Regions from separate parts of the Homo sapiens genome. Here region 2 is linked to region 1. Evidence: chromatin contacts called from ENCODE Hi-C or POLR2A ChIA-PET data. All regions are on one chromosome and are shown on one strand. Each heading gives the region's core, a stretch centred on a gene start or an enhancer-like site at or near the end of the contact. The rest is flanking DNA. Distances are from core to core; before and after follow the strand shown.

Region 1 (3,356 bases), core at 68-2,567:
TAAGCTACATCTATAAAAGTAATAATAATAATTGGTCTTTTCGGTGCAGATTTAAAAGAGATAGCTCCCCATCACAAATAAGAACAACAAGCAGAGAATAGCTCAAAGGAATTAGTCATAGTCCCAGCTGGTAGATGTAATCATGCCAAAGTATGTCAGAGTCAGGAAATGCCACGAGGTTAAGACTACAAAGTATAAAGATGACTATAATTACTCACCTTTAACTGAATAGTATAATTGAATCACATAATTCATTTCCATTATCTGAGTTCCCGGCTTAGGCTCTTTGAGTACCACGAATCAGGAATGACTATGCTCCACTTCACCCTTCGCTAGTCAAAGACTGCCAGGAGGCCCGGGGTTGTGGTATTCAACGTTACAGACGTAAGGCCCTCCTGCCCACCCAGCACTCCAAATATTTCATGACATATGAAGGCTCTGACATTGCAAACCGGACTACGACAAGCCTTTGACTTCTCCGGGTTGTGAGGAGTTTTAGAAAATAACTGAGAAGCAACTTTTTTGAGGATGATGTATTAAGCAGAGTCCTGTAATAGGAAGAACACAGTATTTGGCAATAGGAAATCTGGATTTGAGTCTCCATTCACACCTAACTGGTTTTGGACTTTAGCAAGGCCACAGCCTCTCAGACTCCTGTCTGAAGTAGCTTGTCTTGCAGGTCACTCATGAGGATTACATGAGACGCTACATGTGAAGGCACTTACGGTGGGTCTTAGTGTTTACAGAAGGAAAAGGTAATCATTAACACACGTATTCCACCTTCCATGCTAAGTGTACGCTAATAACCGTGGTTTTTCTGAGCAACAGATCATATTAAATTGAAAAATTAAATTCAGCCGGGCATGGTAGCGCATGCTTGTATTCCCAGTGCTTTGAAAGGCCAAGGCGGGAGGATCACTTTAGGCCAGGAGTTGGAGACCAGCCTGGACAACACAGCAAGACCCCCATCTCTACTAAAATAAAAATATTAGCAAGGCACAGCGGCACATACCTGTAGTCCCAGCTACTTGGGAGGCTGAGGCAGGAGAATCACTTGTGCCCAGGAGTTTGAGGATGCAGTGAACTATGTTTATACCCCTGCACTCCAGCCTGGGAGGCAGAGCAAGACTGTCTCCAAAAAAAAAATAATAATAATTTCAAAATATACTTTATTGTAACAATTATTTCAGGCAAAGCAATCTTCCTGATTTTCTTTAAAAAACATTGCCCTTTACGAGAAATGGTTTAGTCATTTTGCTTCATACAATCTGCTTTTAATCTTTCTCTCATATTCCGTTGGGCCAAACAGAAACTGAAAGAAGTTAGGCAAGCAGAGGAAGGCTAGGCCAGATTCTTGCATTGTTTCAGTTCCACAGAGAGCTCTGAGAATGACACAGATTTAAGATACAGGGGGTGGGAATGAAGGAAAGCAAGGAAGGGAGGGTATTTCCAACTCTGAGAAAATATCCCTAGCCAGGAAACAAAGCCTCAGGCCTCAGATTCCAGAAAGGCACCAGCTTGGTGACAGCCCGCGCCCACTGGCAGCCCAGCCCTCACCTGCACTGCTTTTTCACAAGAGCCCAGTTGGAAAGCCCACGGGTTGGGCCATAGAACTTGGTGCATTTTGCTGCAGCTTTGTGTTTTGGAGGGCAATATCATTCGTGGCCTGGAGGGCAGTATCAACATCAGAAGAGCGTGTTTACTTAGGTGTGGCAAGGCTGGTTTCATGTATTAGATTAGGAGGCAATTTGCTTACCCTGTCAACCACTCTAGCCATCTCTTTGTTTTGGTGTTTGTGTGCCTTAATGTTTTGTGCCCATTGGTTTGTGTGGCTGAAGGGGGATAAGTTGCAGTGCAGGTGCGTAAGAGCGGTCTCTCAATAGATTATTTCAGATAATCTACAGTCATCCCTTGGTATCTGAGGAAGATTGGTTCCAGGACTCCCCACAGATACCAAAACTCACAAATGTTCAAGTCTTTGGCATAAAATGCTATAGTATTTGCATAGAACCCTTGCACATCCTCCCAGTATACTTTAAATCATCTCTAAATTACTTATGATACCCAATAAAATGTAAATACTATGTTAATCATTGTTATACTACGTTGGTTAGGGAATGATGACAAGGAAAAAAAAAACATCTGTACCTATTCAGTACAGAGGCAATTTTTTTTTTTTCAAATATTTTCCATCCATGTTGGTTGAATCGTTGGCTGCAGAACCCATGAATACAGAGGACCAACTGTACTTCAAATGAAATGATCCATTTTTAATATAAAACAAGCTTTTCAGTGGAAAGTAATAGACCATTAACTAAATCGTATGTCTGGTCCTACCAAACTTCTGCTTGCAAGACATTTAGACTACCTTCACATTTTCTGATTTCCACTTTGCTTTGATACCACGAAAATTTTCTTGCCTGGGAACATATATTATACAAGCGGAAAATCAGTCAAGAGATCATTGAATATTAATTCTCTGTCATTATGTGCCCAACACAGATGCCTTAGGAGTTAAACAGAGGCATGCATATGCTCGACTTAAGACACTGTGTCACCAACCTCCTCCCCTTCTTCATCAGAGGCAAGAGAGAGCCCACAGACAGCAAGCAACCCACCCTTGCCCAGCAGTGACAGGAGCAAGCCCCGTGCCCAGAGACTGCTAAGACCAGCCTTATCATTACAACCTTTTTGGAGAATCTTGCTGAAAGGCTGGGCGCTCTGAAGAGAAGCATGGCATCAGTAAGGGACCAGATTGCCAGTGTTTGCGTCCTGGCCTTGCTGCTTACTAGCTATTCCCCTCAGGCTAGTTTCCAATCTCTCAGCACCTCAGCTTCTTCATCTGTAAAATGGGGATAAACACGGCACCTATTTCATGATGTGATTGTGAAATGTCACTGATTTAATACATGTGAAGCAACTAAAATAGTGCCTAAGTTATAGGAAATGCTTATTATTATTATTATTTGAAAATTACACTACTCAACAATTATACAAAAAAAAAAATCTGTTTTTCCCCTAATCTCTCTAAACAAAGGCACTAAAACTCAAAGAGTTAGTAACAGAGAGAAATAGAACTTTGGTGGTCACAGAAACACTCAACATGGTAGCCACAATCCTAAAACTATGTGTAACAGAAGTAAACCCAGATAGAAATAGCCTTCTTAAGGCAGAGTTCTACAAAGGGGATCCCCGGATTTTCATGCTCTGAGCCCTGATACTGACTTTCAACATCTTGGCGTGTCTACCAAATCAGGTACCTCAATACGACATTACCTAAGAGTTCCTTAACTCACAACCCTGTGAGGACAACAAAAGATACTGTTAGAACAACAAAAAAAAAACGCTCTCCATGA
Region 2 (3,018 bases), core at 329-2,828, 360 kb after region 1:
AGAGAGAGTCATTTTTGTTTATCATCCTTGCCCTTAAGTTTTCTCACGTGCTTTGGTCAAATGTCTAGTGGTGGTACTAATGTGAGAAATATCAACCAGTTAAAATTTTCATGGCAGACTTTTGACTCCAATCTCTACTTCCTGTTGTAACAACAGATCCTCAACAATGACGACGACTACTACTATAATAATAGTACTTACTATTTTTGAGCACCTACCATAAGCCCAACAGCATCCTTTGAACTTTACATACATTGTTTCTGATATAAATATCAGATACCTAAGAGGTAGATATTATTTTCATTTTACAGGTGAGGACAATAAGGCCCAGAGAGATTAAGAAACATGCTGCAGGTCACACAGAGATTGGAACGCCTTTCTGTCTGACTCCAAAGCTGGTGCTCTTTTCATTCTGTCACATCTCAACTTTTCAGGGTGGAGAGGGCAGTTAAAGAAGAGGGTGTTCTTGCTTTTTGAGGCTCCTTGACTTCTCCTAGGAGGGTTTTCCAGATAACCCAGAAACTCAGGGGACATTAAGGCAGAGGATTCAATTCAGAGACCATCTTACCCTTCCAACAGTCCCATCTCTTGCCCCACTTGCTTCCCAGCCGTGAAACTGTTATCACATCTAACTCGGAACTGTGCTAAGAGGCCATCTGTTCAGCCAGGAGGTGCCATTATCTTTTATGGTCCTTTAAAATGGCCGTTGCCTGAGTAATTGAAACTGCATTTGACAATGGAAGATGAGATTCTGTGTCTCTGAGGGACCATATCTACATTGCTATTTTGTCTTCCCATGGCAAAAGGAACTTGAAAGAACTCGAATGTTGAGAGGGAAGAACAGCAATTACCTTAATAGGTGTGGTAGTCAGAATGATGGCTTTCCACAGCTATCCATGTCTTTTTCCCTGGGACCTGGGAATGTGGTTCCTTACATGGCAAAAGGGACTTTGCAGATGTGATTAAATTAAGAGATTTGCATTGGAGGAGATTATTTTGGATTATCTGGTGGGCCCAATATTATCACAAGGGTCCTTAGGAGGGAAGGAAGGAGGCAGGAGAGTCAGAGAAGATGTGACTACAGCCGCAGAGGATTGCTGACTGGGGGTCATAAGCCAAGGAATGCAGGAAGCCTCTAGAAGCTGGAAAAGGCAAGGAAACAGATGTCCCCTAGACCCCTAGAAGTAACACAGCCGTGCTGACACGTTTTAGTCCAGTGAGACCCAGTCAGATTTCTGACTTCTAGAACTGTATGTTAATTTGTATTGCTTTAAGGCACTACATTTGTGGTCACTTGTTACAACGGCAGCAGGAAATGAATACACTAAGATACTCTCTACTCTTCCTCACTTAATTATTTATACAACTGGCCATTAAAAATCCTGGCCAGAACCTTTGTGTCTACTAGGGACCTCGCCATCTAGTCTTTTCTCGCAAAGCAAGAGGCATCGGCATATCACGTCTGGCGTACCATGTTGTTATTGCCTCTTTTCATAATGGCCTTTTGGAGCAAAGAGCTTACACAATACTGTTTCATACTGATAAGTAAAGAAACTTTGACAGATCAATACCATTTCTGTGGAGTCAAACACTAGGGGGCTCTGCATAGCCTGTTACTTACTCTGAGATGTAATAAATACAAATCAGCAATAGTACAATTAGTAGATGGCATATGTCCATTTGTGGCTTGTGCTTCTGGAAAACAAGGCATGGCTATCACCACTAGGCAGCTCCCTGGGTTTCCTGAGTCAGCTATTACCAACGGAACTGCTTCAGTGCTACGGGAAATGAGGTGAAAAAAGTCAATGACTACCAGTCAAGCTCCAAAGGAAATGGCACAGCTAATGTAAGTTCCTCTGAAGCTGACCCGGTATCTGCTGGTTGACAGTTAATGACCCTGGTTGGGACCCCATTAGAGAGTGGGGTAAAGAGCATCTTTGTTTTCAGCTGAACACTTTAGAAACTGCCTTGTGGATTAAAGGCGTCCACTGACTAAATGCCAGCCAGCAGGATAATGATTTAACTAACCCTCCTGCTGAAGCTGGTGGAAACCCAGAGCAGTCATTTCCTGGTAGAAACTCTTACCACAAAACAAATTCAACTGATTTCTGCCTGCTCCTCTCATCCTCTGTGGAGATCAGAAAGAGCAAAACAGTTTGAGCTGGTTAAACCAAAGATGCCTTCCGGAGGGCTTCAATTTGCCAACACCGCAGGAAGCCAGGATGAGCCGGGGTCCAATAAACCCCATGCGGCTTTGGCGCAGAGTGTCAGGTCACTTCCAGATTCTTACACTCCTCTGTGCTCTGGGCTATCTCCTCTATGCACTCTCAGGGGAAAGTTCCCCTCATTAATTAAATGCTGCATTACCCCTTAATGAGTGTTATGCACTGGTCACATTACTGCTAAAGCAGAAATAAGGCATTACTGCCTTAAGCATTGGAAATCATCCCAGTAACTGGCTAACGCTAAGCTTGTCAAGATACCAGAATCTAACATCGAATTAGTCAACCAAATTACCAGAAGGAGATAAAGTGACAGTTTGGCATTTCCATTTTACTGACAGGGTTAGAAATCTATGTCCCTTACAACGTATTCCCTGAGCACCTCTGACGTGCTGGCACACTTAGAAAAAGCTAACTAATCCTATGTTAATGTGTACAGTCAGGACCCGAGACCTAAATCTAGGTAGTGTCTCAGATCATTCACTATTTGGGATTATTTGCATTTCTATTATTTTGTCGCTAGGAAGATGGCAAGATGAACTTAGACAAAATTTAATTCTTGGGTGGGCACTCTGCCAGATGTATCATTTAATCTACAGACTAACTTGGTGTCAGTTTGGGTCTTCCAATAAGCAAATGCTGAGATAGACTCACAGTTATCGGGGAATAACACTAGTGTCTCTATTTCATTTACTTCGGCTCTGATCTTTGTGATTTCTTTTCTACTGGCAAATTTGGGTTTGGTTTGTTCTTGTTTTTCTGGTTCCTTGAGATGCAACATGAAGTTGTTAATTTT

Evidence for each region. A loop is a pair of places that touch in the nucleus more often than their neighbours do. ChIA-PET counts read pairs that join two places held with the same protein, here RNA polymerase II (POLR2A). Pooled maps may share reads with other maps.
Region 2: a map of naive thymus-derived CD4-positive, alpha-beta T cell shows a loop between it and region 1 (21-fold over the local background). The contact joins two enhancer-like sites. A Hi-C loop is called at or near these places in 1 of 168 maps with a recorded cell type or tissue (naive thymus-derived CD4-positive, alpha-beta T cell) and 6 of 50 pooled maps. POLR2A ChIA-PET finds 5 or more read pairs at or near these places in 1 of 52 experiments (WTC11).

What each region holds. Positions count from the first base shown.
Region 1 is chr5:74,575,699-74,579,054 of GRCh38, forward strand. No RefSeq gene overlaps it. Among named protein-coding and RNA genes, the nearest start is that of LINC01331, 41 kb to the left of the region's middle. RefSeq lists enhancers at 1,217-1,436, 1,647-1,816. Within about 2 kb of position 1,318, at least 13 of the 41 ENCODE cell types and tissues checked have a DNase peak (open chromatin) inside an H3K27ac peak, as active enhancers do.
Region 2 is chr5:74,933,478-74,936,495 of GRCh38, forward strand. No RefSeq gene overlaps it. Among named protein-coding and RNA genes, the nearest start is that of FAM169A, 69 kb to the left of the region's middle. Within about 2 kb of position 1,579, at least 5 of the 41 ENCODE cell types and tissues checked have a DNase peak (open chromatin) inside an H3K27ac peak, as active enhancers do.